2 separate regions of the Homo sapiens genome follow, and region 2 is linked to region 1. A link is a loop called in an ENCODE intact Hi-C map of the cell type or tissue named here. Cell type or tissue: endothelial cell of umbilical vein. All regions are shown on one strand.

Region 1 (2,500 bases):
TCTCAGAGAAATCACTGCAGTCCCCCCGAGAGGAGCTGTCACAGTCTCTCTGAAAGGGGCCTTCACAGTCCCTCTCAGAGGAGCCATCGCGGTCCCTCTCAGAGAAGACATCACAGTCCCTCAGAGAGAAGCCATCGCAGTCCCTCAGAGAGAAGCCATCGCAGTTCCTCTGAGAGAAGACATCGCAGTCCCTCCCAGAGGAGCCATCGCGGTCCCTCAGAGAGAAGCCATTGCAGTCCCTCTGAGAGAAGACATCGCAGTCCCTCTCAGAGGAGCCATCGTGGTCCCTCTGAGAGAAGACATCACAGTCCCTCTAAGAGAAGCCATCGCAGTCCCGCTCGGAGGAGCCATCGCAGTCCCTCAGAGAGAAGCCATCACAGTCCCTCTGAGAGAAGCCATCACAGTCCCTCTGAGAGAAGACATCACAGTCCCTCTGAGAGAAGCCATTGCAGTCCCTCTGAGAGAAGCCATTGCAGTCCCTCTGAGAGAAGACATCGCAGTCCCTCTGAGAGAAGACATCACAGTCCCTCAGAGAAAAGCCATCACAGTCCCTCTGAGAGAAGCCATCACAGTCCCTCTGAGAGAAGACGTCACAGTCCCTTGGAGAGGAGCCGTCACAGTCTCTTGGAGAGGAGCCATCGCAGTCCCTCTGAGAGGAGATCTCACAGGTCCTTTGAGAGGAGCCATCGTAGGATTTCTGAGAGAAGTCACAGTCCCTCAGAGAAGAGCCACCTCAGTCCCTTGGAAAGAAGCCGTTGCAGTCCCTCTGAGAGGAGAGGACACAGTTCCTCTGGGAAAACCTGTCACAGTCCCTCTGAGAGAAGCCATCGCAGTCCCTCCGGGATGAGGCAAGGGAGGACCTCTGAGAGGAGCCATCGCAGTTCCTGTGAGAGAACCCGTCACAGTCCCTCTGAGATGAGGCCAGGGAGGCCCTCTGGGAGGAACCATTGCAGTCCCTCTGAGAGGAGCCGACGCAGTCCCCTTAAGGAGGGACTCAAGTACAGTTTCCCTGGAGAGAGGCCCAGCCATAGTTTGTCTAGAGATTTCAAGAATCAAACAACTCTCCTCGGGACCACACATAAAAATCCCAAAGCAGGGCAAGTGTGGAGGCCTGAAGCTACTCGATGAGGCGAGGTCCGCCCCTATTATTCATTGTCCTAAGTCTTCATCGTGCTGCCCTTTCCAGGCTTCTTTCCTGCTCAGCCACTGCCTCCAATTCCTGCGCCCCCAGCGTGGAAAGGCTTCCATTTCTCTCTACCGGGGGGGAGGCGGGTGAGAATGGGTCTGTAATTTCTCTAAGATGAATAAAGGGGCAGTAAATGATCTTCCTGTGCATCTGGACTGAGACCACTGGGCGGGTGGATGGGGAAGGCAGGCTGGAGGGACACGAGGAGTTGTGCAAAGATTCGGAATGAGAGCCAGGGGTTTTGAGGCCCAGCCGAGGCTCCAAGCTCCGCCCCTTCACTCCAGACCCCACCCATAGGTTCCCGGGTCCCGCGTCGCGATCCCAGTGGGGCGGGGTCTCAGAGGAATCGGAGGGTGACTCATCACGTGACTCGCTCCGGCCGCAGCCCCCTCGGAAGCTGCTAGGCGGAAGTAGAAGTTCAGAAGAGGGCTAGGCGGAGCCGAGCCCACATCCGGGAGAGGAGAGCGGAAGTGGCGTTGGTCTGGCCGGAGCCCTTGGGTGAAATTGTTAGGCGTGGAGAGGGAGTGATGTCTTCCAGACTCGGTGCTGTACCCGCCGTGAGTTTCTTGGTTTGACCGTTATGCTTTAGAGGTAGCGCTGTCGAGCCCGGAACACGCGGTCCCTCGCTTTTGTCCCATGCTGAGTTGGTTTTATCAGAGGCCATCGTAGGCCCCACCCTTCTAGATCAGATCACCTGTCCCTTTTTCTTTACCCACGTTCTGCTGCCTGTTCCCCACCTCCTTGGATTTAATTCCTCGCCACATTACCATTAGTTTCTATTCCTTTTACATCCCCAATGTCTCTCATATCCGTTGTCTTTTCTTTTGGCCTCCCTTTTAGAGCCTGGGACAGGGCTTTGAGAATGGGGGAAGACGAAGGCTCTGGTATTGTTACCCGCCTTTGCACTGCTGGAAGATAGGACAGCATATTTTTCCTAAAAGGTGTTGCCTTCTTGTGTTTGAGGTGGTTTCCCCGGGAGAACTTCATTTCTTCTGGGCATAGGGGAATTCGTCTTTTTGTGGTCGAGGTTCAGAGGTCCCTAGCACTCACTCGTGTGCTTGTGATTTGCTAGACTTCGGGACCCACAACCTTTAAGCAGCAGAGGAGCACGAGGATCGTGGGAGCTAAGAAGTAAGTGAGGTTTTCTAAGGTCCTTTTATGATTGTGTCACCAGCGCTGACCAGTAGAACTTCTTCCTGTGATGAAAATGTTCTGTATCTGCATTGTCCAGTATCATAGCCACTAACCCGGTGTGGATTTTGAGCAGTTGAAATGTGGCTAGTGCAACTGAGGGACTGAATTTTAAATTTTATT
Region 2 (2,500 bases), 88 kb before region 1:
CTCCTGACCTCAGGTGATCTGCCTGCCTTGGCCTCCCAAAGTGCTGGGATTACAGGCGTGAGCCACTGTATCTCTCACTTCTTTTTCTCCTGACAACCTTTGCCACCTCACACCTTTACTGAGTCCCTGGTCCCCTGTCTAGCTGCTTACTCACCAGCCCACATGAGCAACACCACCACAATGATGACCACTTCCCCAGTCTGCAGTGGCCGCTCTCCATCCAGACCTTCCACTGTGATGTCACCTGAGAAGGGAGAAGGCAGAAGGCAGACTCCAGGTTACTGGGGTCCATACTGCAGACATGCAGGATGGAGATGCTGGGGATTAGAAAGGGTGGACCCATCATAATGTTGCCCTTGGAGTGTAGGGTAGCCCCTCCCTGGGAGGAAGCCGTTGGTGGACAGGTGGTTAGCGACCAAAAAGCGGGATGGCTGCAGGTTAATTACTCACTCATGCAGGCTGCAGCTGATGTGAAGTTGGGTAACAGGAAGCTTAAAAGGCCTTCCCCCAAACAACTCAATACCAGCCTGTCTATACCCAATCCCCTTCCCACCTGCTTTTCTTTCCTTTCCTGGCAGTACAATGAATTAAATCATCCTATTCAACTCAGCTAGTCTGTTGCTTGTCTTGGGGAAGTAAGTAAGAGGCTGCAAGCCAGGTAAGCAGCCAGAGAATCCAATAGCACAGATCCTCACCTGGGCTTGAACTGTTTGAAGGTAGCCGGTCAGAACCCTTGAGAGTTCGGAAGTGCACCCGGGGCCCTGGGGGACTCTCTCCCCGAAGGCCGATGCTCCTGACCTGCACTGTGTAGTCACTGTCTTCAGCCAGGCCCCAGAGGGCACAGGCCCGGGTGGTGGTGTTCACCTCCCGAATCACACGCTGCCCGGGGCCATTCTGCCGCTGCAGGGAGATGAGGGGAGAGGAGGACAGCCTCACCCCAGTGCCAGGCCACAAGGCTCAACCAGAGACTCTTCAACATCCAAGCACTCCGGGGGAGTAGCGTGAAAAGGGCAGCCTGAGCCAGGATACGCCAGCTTCCAGATCCCCCCCACTTAAGTGAAGAAATGTGCCGAAATCCAAGGACACAGGTTGGGGGAGCAGAAGGGTGATTCATACTTGCTGGGAAATGGAGTAGCCAATGACGATGTTGCCTTCTGGGACGTCCCAGGACACAGTGGCCGAGTTGGCTCTGAGGTGAGTGACCGTCACATTCACAGGAGAGGGAGGCCGGTCTGCGGGAGCCAGGGTGTTTAACAGGTTTCACCCATTGACTAGCTGTGGTTGACCCTCAGCCCCGTTCCCCTTTACTTACCTGCTCGCACGAAGCCCAGGTCACAGCTGACCAGCAGGAGGACCGTGGGGCTTAGATATGGGGAAAGGGGCACCAGCGAAGCCATGTCCCCACGGAGTCCGCTGGGGGGGGAACTGTGGCATCCGCTTGGCATCCGCTTGACATCCAGGCGGGGCTCCTGGAGATGGCAGGAGTTGTGGGGGGTCAAGGACTGCCCAGAACGCACGGAGGTCGGGGGGCAGCAGCTCTCCTGGGCTCCCCACAGCTCACAACAGCCCTATTTTCTCTACGCCCTCCCGCCCCCGCATTGCCCGGGCGGCCCCAGAGTGCGGTCCGCCCTGCCCACACCCACCTCCGCCGGTCCTCGCGGTTGGTCAGGCCTCGGGGGGCTGCTCGGTGCCCAGAGGGCGGCCCATCGCCCGACTCGGTGGCGCTGCCCCTACCCCATCCCGGCGCGGGCCCGGCGACGCGGGCAGCGCGGGGCCGAGCTGCGGGCGGAGCGGGCGCGGGTCTGCGGAGCCCCCAGGGCTCGAGCGGGCCACGGAGTCTGTCCGGGAGCAGGGGGCGTTGCCCGGACGCTGGCCTGGGTCCCCGGTGCGGGAGGCAGTGCGGCGGCCTCCGCCCGCCCCTGCAGCGGGATGTGACCGTCCCGGAGAGCCAGCCGCCGCCTTCTGCAGCGCTGGCCCCGCTCGCTCCGCCGCAGCCCGGCCGGGACGCGCGGGCCCGCCCCGCCCAGCCGGGGTTCTCGCCGCCGTCATTCCCCTCCCGCCCCCTCACTCCCGTCCTCTCGGGGCTCCTCCCACGACCCTCCCAATGGCGCCTCCGGAGCCCCCATCCCTTATCCCTTCTCTCTCCCAGCTGAAGCGGACGAGTCGGCGGGGGCGTGGGGGGTGAGACGCGGGTGCTAGGGTCTCCGGCACCTGGGAGATCCCCTTCCTCCCCGCGTGGAAGAGCCAAGTTGGGAAGAGGAATTCCACCTCCAGTGCCCGAGGGGCTAACAGGAGAGGGGAGAGAGTGAGGGAGATAATAATTGCTTTAACAATCCCTTACTTGTAGACTGCGTCAGCTTTTAAGTCTCTTTTCCATTCATAATCTCATTTAATTCCGTTCGCTTTCTCATTCATTCTTTCATTTATTCACCAAATATTTATTGAGCATCTCCTATGTGTCTGGCATTATATTAAAACCTGGAGATACAGTGATTGTTAA

Evidence for each region. A loop is a pair of places that touch in the nucleus more often than their neighbours do. Peaks named below come from ENCODE experiments on the same cell type or tissue, not always from the same donor. Only the 100,000 strongest peaks of a DNase experiment are listed, where the experiment ranks them.
Region 2: it touches region 1 in a loop (7-fold over the local background); 38 of 110 quality-filtered maps call a loop at or near these places.

The regions. Positions count from the first base shown.
Region 1 is chr2:27,581,400-27,583,899 of GRCh38, forward strand. SPATA31H1 (SPATA31 subfamily H member 1) reads left to right here. Exons shown (of 5, transcript NM_032266.5): 5 at 1-1,323. The coding sequence ends at 1,128. It overlaps ZNF512 (zinc finger protein 512), which reads left to right and starts at 1,643. Exons shown (of 14, transcript NM_032434.4): 1 at 1,643-1,743; 2 at 2,259-2,317. The coding sequence starts at 1,714. RefSeq lists an enhancer at 1,441-1,890. In endothelial cell of umbilical vein, no CTCF peak of the experiment used is centred here; a DNase peak (open chromatin) is centred at 1,562; H3K4me3 peaks cover 1,430 bases; H3K27ac peaks cover 1,375 bases.
Region 2 is chr2:27,493,235-27,495,734 of GRCh38, forward strand. It overlaps FNDC4 (fibronectin type III domain containing 4), which reads right to left and starts at 1,966. Exons shown (of 7, transcript NM_022823.3): 1 at 1,644-1,966; 2 at 1,313-1,469; 3 at 1,117-1,232; 4 at 696-900; 5 at 155-244. The coding sequence starts at 1,445. In endothelial cell of umbilical vein, no CTCF peak of the experiment used is centred here; no DNase peak of the experiment used is centred here; H3K4me3 peaks cover 1,352 bases; H3K27ac peaks cover 246 bases.